2 separate regions of the Homo sapiens genome follow, and region 1 is linked to region 2. The links are chromatin loops, found by intact Hi-C in ENCODE. Cell type or tissue: B cell. All regions are shown on one strand. Each heading gives the region's core, and the rest is flanking DNA. Links, peaks and the distances in the headings are about the cores only.

What was found. Hi-C counts contacts between places; a loop is a spot of excess contacts. Peaks named below come from ENCODE experiments on the same cell type or tissue, not always from the same donor. Only the 100,000 strongest peaks of a DNase experiment are listed, where the experiment ranks them.
Region 1: a loop joins it to region 2, with 11 times the contacts of the local background. A loop is called at or near these places in 13 of 110 quality-filtered maps.

Annotation. Positions count from the first base shown.
Region 1 is chr1:9,424,941-9,427,846 of GRCh38, forward strand. LINC02606 (long intergenic non-protein coding RNA 2606) reads right to left here. Exons shown (of 2, transcript NR_104622.2): 2 at 154-2,441. Among named protein-coding and RNA genes, the nearest start is that of LINC02606, 2.6 kb to the right of the region's middle. RefSeq lists enhancers at 1,354-1,403, 2,789-2,906. In B cell, for the core only: no CTCF peak of the experiment used is centred there; a DNase peak (open chromatin) is centred at 1,561; H3K4me3 peaks cover 865 bases; H3K27ac peaks cover 2,286 bases.
Region 2 is chr1:9,361,204-9,364,109 of GRCh38, forward strand. The region is part of intron 2 of SPSB1 (splA/ryanodine receptor domain and SOCS box containing 1); the gene reads left to right. Among named protein-coding and RNA genes, the nearest start is that of LINC02606, 66 kb to the right of the region's middle. In B cell, for the core only: no CTCF peak of the experiment used is centred there; DNase peaks (open chromatin) are centred at 1,558 and 2,078.

The DNA.
Region 1 (2,906 bases), core at 108-2,607, 64 kb after region 2:
AAAAAAAGAACTGGAGTAAAGCCTCAGCCTTGCTACTTAACGGTGTGACCTTGCAAATGTTACTTTACCTCCTGTGCCTAAGTTTTCTCATGTGTAAAACAGAGCTAATAACAGAATCTACCCATGGGGCATTATAAGAATCAAACACATTCATGTGTGGAACAGTTAACGTTTACTGACCCTTGTGCCAGTAGCCATGCTAAGTGCTTTGCATATATTATCAACTCATTTAATCTTCATAGACAACCGATGGTGTGGTTATTATTTTACCCATTTTATAAAGGAAGAAAGTAAGGCACAGAGAGATGAAGTAACTTGCCCCAAGGTGGCACAGCTTCTAAGTGTCAGAGTCAACATTTGAACCTAGTCAGTCATATTTCAGGGGCAGTGGACCTGATGGCTACACTGAGCGACAGATGCTTCATCTCATAGAGTCAGCTGCAGTGGAGGGGGATGCAGTGCACGCTGCTGAAGGATGGACCTCTGGGCAGGGGTCCCTGTTGCTCAGGTCCAAATGCAGACCGAACAGTAGCCTTAATCATTAAAATCACTACAGAGCTAAGGGGTGAGAGCACACTCTGCCTGTTCTCTCTCCACCCCTAAGACACTCACCCTATTCCACACCCAGAGGAGGACATGGGGTGCTCCCTTCCAGAGCCTGGAGACCCTGGGATGGCTCCAGCCCCTTCTCCCAACATCCCCCCAACGAAGAGCACCAAGTACCCTTGCTCTGCTGTCCTGCCGGGCAGTTGTCCCGGGATCAGTGTTTTTGGTTGTTCTTTGTTTTAGCTTGCTTCCCTTTTAGAGTATCTCCTGAAATAAACAGCAGTGTTGCAACGAGAAAAGGGAGCCCAGCCTCTCTGGAGCAGTTACGATGGGCAAACAATGTCGAGGAAATCCACATGCGGTGTCTCACAGGGCCTTCACACCTTTGTGAAGTAGATATTATCATCTCCATTCTGCAGATGAGGACACCAGGCCCAGAGAGGCTAAATGACTTGCTCCAAGTCACAGAGCAAGTCGGCAGCACCTCGCTGCGTCAAATGCTTGTATGTTGGAATCCAAAGCTATTTATGGGACTTGGGGCCCAGTTGGGGCTTGTACACCCAACCCCCAAAGGTGAAGTTCTCTGTTCCTCATTCATTCCTTCATGTGCTGAGTGTTTTGCAGCAGCGGCTCAATGTCAGGCATTGGAGTAGAGACCATAGCAACCTGGCCTCCGTTTCATTCTGTTGGCAGGGCTGGCGGTCTTTCTAAATGGGATATTTGTAGAGGTTTCCATCGCCCCAGGTTCTGTAAGTCCTGATCATCAGCCCAGGGGCTGCTCCTCAGGGATGGGAGTTGGGGGTTCAGCTTCTTCTTGGGAGAATCCAGCTCTGGGTGTTTCAGGAAATTTCTGACCTGCCAGGTTTCCTAATCAGTCAGAGCTGGGGAGTGGGGGCCGAGAGAAGAGGTTTCCCGTCAGCCCAGCTTTTGTCTCTCACATGAGCCCGAGACAGACAAACCACAACCACAGACTCGACCAGCTGTGGAAGCGTCGAACAGGAAACCCAGAACATCTGGTGCTCCACTTCCTCTGAGGGCTGTGCACGTCTGGGGGGCCAGGTGCGCGTGTGCGCGTCCGCCTGTGTGCACAACTGTTTTCTCTCCTGCTGTTGGTTAGTGGGACCTGGATGCAGACAGAGCTGGAAACCACAGGTCTTGTGGTGACAAGGAAGCCAGACACTGGCTCCCCAACCCTTACAGCACGGCATCCCTCCTCAGACAGTAACCCGGGATCCGACCCAGTCTCGCAGGCCACCTGCCAGCACCCGGTCCTTGGCTAGCTTCAGGTCACCATTGAAGAAAGGGATTTATTTTCCTTTCAGATTGTGATGGTTTAGAGGCATTGTTTGGAGGTGAGGTGGGAGGGCTCTGCTTACATAGAACTTGGCCTCAGCGTACAGACCCACAAAAAGCAACCTCTGGACAAAAGCTGGGGTTTTTTTGTTTTTTGAGACAGAGTCTTGCTCTGTCAACCAGGCTGGAGTGCAACGGCGAGGTCTCGGCTCACTGCAACCTCTGCCTCCCAGGTTCAAGCGATTCTCCTGCCTTAGCCTCCCAAGTAGCTGGGATTACAGGCACGTGCCACCATGCCCGGCTATTTTTTTTGTATTTTTAATAGAGACAGGGTTTCGCCATGTTGATCAGGCTGGTCTTGAACTCCTGACCTCAGGTGATCCACCTGCTTCGGCCTCCCAAAGTGCTGGAATTACAGGCATGAACCACCGTGCCCAGTAGCCATGCAAAGTGCTTTGCTTATATTATTAACTCATTTAATCTTCATAGACAAACAGCTTTTAAAAAAAGCTGTTTTTAAAACAATTTGAGGAGCATCTGTGGATGAATGCTGAGGCCATGTGCCGGTCAGGGGGCAGTCTTCCCATTAGTGGTGGTGTTCTCTGCGTAAGGAGAAAACAGGGTTTTTAATTTTTCATTTTTCTGAAGGGAAGAATCATAAGGAAGTGGAAACAAAAGACTCCCCAAACCATAGCATGAGGTTTAACTCTCATGATACCTTAAGGAAGTAGGCATTATTATGCCCATTTCTATGAATCATGAAATAGATGTGCAGGAGGGTTCAGAAGTCACCCCAGCTCATACAGCGCCTAAGGAGCAGGGCCAAGGTTCAATTCAAACCGAATCCCAGCCTCATGCTAGATCTTAGTTCACACTTCATTCTTTCAATGAGCATTTATAATCTAAACTGTACCTAGCAAACAGGTGGGACTTCAATGTTTCTTGAATTAACCACCTAAATGTGCCATGATGTCAGAGACAGATGTCATCCTCACTGTAGCCCCCAGGTTCAGCACAGTATCCAGGAAAGAATGGGTGCTTGTAGTCCCAGCTACTCGGGAGGCTGA
Region 2 (2,906 bases), core at 319-2,818:
TTGCCTAGGCTGGTCTCAAACTCCTGGGCTCCTAAGTGGTCCTCCTGCCTCGGTCTTCCAAAGTGCTAGGATTACAGGCGTGAGCCACCATGCCCAGCCGGATCTGTTTTCTTGGTGGCAGACCTGATCTGGGGCTTTGCTGTCTCTGTCTTGGAGGTGGAGGTAGTTCCACTCCCTGGGATATCTGGAGAATCATCAGTGTCCCCACCACCCCTGGATTCGACTTCCACGAGGGGCAGCTGTTTGTAGGGCAGCTCCAGCAGTTTGCCTGCGTGTGTGCCTTCCCGGGGGTCTCCCAGCCCACTGTCCCCTGTGGCCTCTTTCCTGCATGCCAGGCAGAACCCCCCCGCAGCAGAGTCCCGGCTTCTACACTGGGGCCGTGGCCGGGCGGAAGTAGGGGTACTGAGTTCTCGACGTTTCCCTGTGCGGCCTCCCCACTGTCCAGCCTGCTGGGGCCACAGGCCCCGTGCTCTGATTCCTCCTCAAGGCTCGAGGCACAAGGCCTTGTGCTGAGGATGCAGCCAGAGAGGCTGCTGTGTCACTCTCCCTCTCTCTCCTGGAGGGCAGGAGTGGAGATGGCCATTGCTGAGTGGGGAGACACAGGGCCTGGCCTGACCCCGGGCCTGCCCGCCACCCTCCCTGGAGATGTGGAAAGGCCTGTTTGCAAGCAGCAGGCTGGCAGGCTGTCCAGGGGGAGCCCCTGACCTTGTGGGTCCTCTGGCTCTACCCCCACTGCTTTAAAGACATCTCCCACTGAGGAGGCATCTTCCATGCAGTTCAGCATTTTCGAATTTTCTTTAACGGCTCCCAGATGGGTTTGGTGTGGTTTGTCGTGGTTGAAGGTTCAGGGAAGGTCAGCTCGTCTCCTCAAGATCAGAGCCTCCTCCCGGGTGCCTCCTTCCTGCACTCCACTCCAGCTGGACTCTGCCGGGAGCTACTCATCGGGAGACTGATACACCGCCACCAGGGCCACCCACCCTCCCTCCCTCCCTTCCTTCCTTCCTTCCATGTCGGGGAGGGGTTGTCCCAGACCCTATTCCCCACACCCTCCAGAAGTTCTGGTCATATGAGGACCGCAGGCTCTCAGAGTTTGGGGGGGATAGGGGACCAAGGGTGTCTGATCACCTAGGTGGATCTCAGGCGTCCTTCCCCAGTTGACAAGGACAAAGGCTCCACGTTGTGTTTGGCTGTGCTCTTTCGTAAGAACTGCGTAGTGTAGAGGAAAACACACACACATCCTATGATGGCCACCCGACCCGTGACATTCTAGAATCCATGTCCTGGAGCGTGGTCCCCACAAGCTGCTTGCAGGGCCAGCCACAGGAGCCATGACAGCTGTCAGCGAGGACATTGCGGAAGCCGGGGCATTCTCTGATGCGGAACATTTTTCCTTGACCTCACCGTTCTGCAGCTCGTTCACTCAGCCCGTGAACTGGGCACAGCACCACACTCTTGAGGCTTGAGTTGGGTTGAAATCTCTCGGGGAACAGTGAGACAGTTGTGGGTTGGGGCTCTGGGGCTGTGCATGTTCACGTGGGCCACCAGGTAGCCGTTTCTCACAGAAATGTGGAAGCTGGTGCACTGTCTCTTCCAGTTCCTCAGGCTTCTGCTCCCAGAAATAGCGCCTGATTGACTTCCTGATTTCTTTGCTGCTCATTCAGCATTGCACTCTCATTCACAGAAATTATTTAAATGAATGAGCGCCTAAGCTTCCTGGGGATGGGCATAGCAGCCAGAGGCCCCAGGCCACAGTGCAGGTGCCCACCCCCTCGGTAGATTTCAGCAGGCACCTGGGTTTGTGGCTGGAGCTGGGTGCAAAGCTGGCAGCCCCCAGTCAAGAGTGTGGAGGTTGGGGAGAACTCCCTGGTACTGGTAGTGACCAGCTGAAATGGGGGCTGGGCATTTTTTCACGGCACGAAGCCCACGTCTGTTTCTGTGGCCATGCATTCTTGGTCTCTGCCCAGCCTTTGGAAAGCAGTTAGACCGGGCCCTATGCGCCATCAGTTTCCTCCTGCAAGATCAAGGAGGCGTGACCTGTTTATGTACTTGAGGACCCAGAGAAGAGACCCATTCACAGGATGCCTGGGTGACTCTGGTCCTATTTTCAGCTCATAACACATCACTGCAGCCATTCACTGCCACTTCTCTAGCCCGTCTTGGTGGATCCCATGACCCATCCCTAACTGGTTTATTCAGTGAGATCCAGAGATGGCCAGGCTGTGGCAAGTCCTCTACCCCACACAGCTGCGTTCACAGGGGATGGATTGTGGCAGCTGGAGGGCCTCATCCCTTTGGAGTCCATGGCTCTCAGACCTTGGACCTGTAACTCTCACCTCCCCAAGCCCATTTCCCTATCTGTAGGTTGGGGTCACAGTCCCCATCAGGCACACGACTGGTGCCCCACAGGCCATGGCTGGGGCTGGGGCTGCGGTGTCAGCCACTCAAAATAAGGCACTGGATGGAGCTGGGGGCTCATGTGGGCCTCTGCAGTTTTAGAAAATTTTTTTTTTTTTGGAGATGGAGTCTCATTCTGTCACCCAGGCTGTAGTGCAGTGGCGCAATCTCAGCTCACTGCAAACCTCTGCCTCCCAGGTTCAAGCAATCCTCCTGCCTCAAACTCCCAAGTAGCTGGGACTACAGGCATGCACGACCACACCCAGCTAATTTTTGTATTTTTAATAGAGATGAGGTTTTGCCACACTGGCCAGGCTGGTCTCAAACTCCTGACCTCAGGTGATCACCCACCTCGGCCTCCCAAAGTGCTGGGATTACAGGCATAAGCCACCGCGTCCAGCCTAGAAACATTTCTTCATGGGTTGATTGGAAACCCGTTACACCAAGAGGGTAGTGACTGAACTCCCTCTCAGCCCTCACTGCTGCAGCCTGGCAGGGCTCTTGGGCCACAT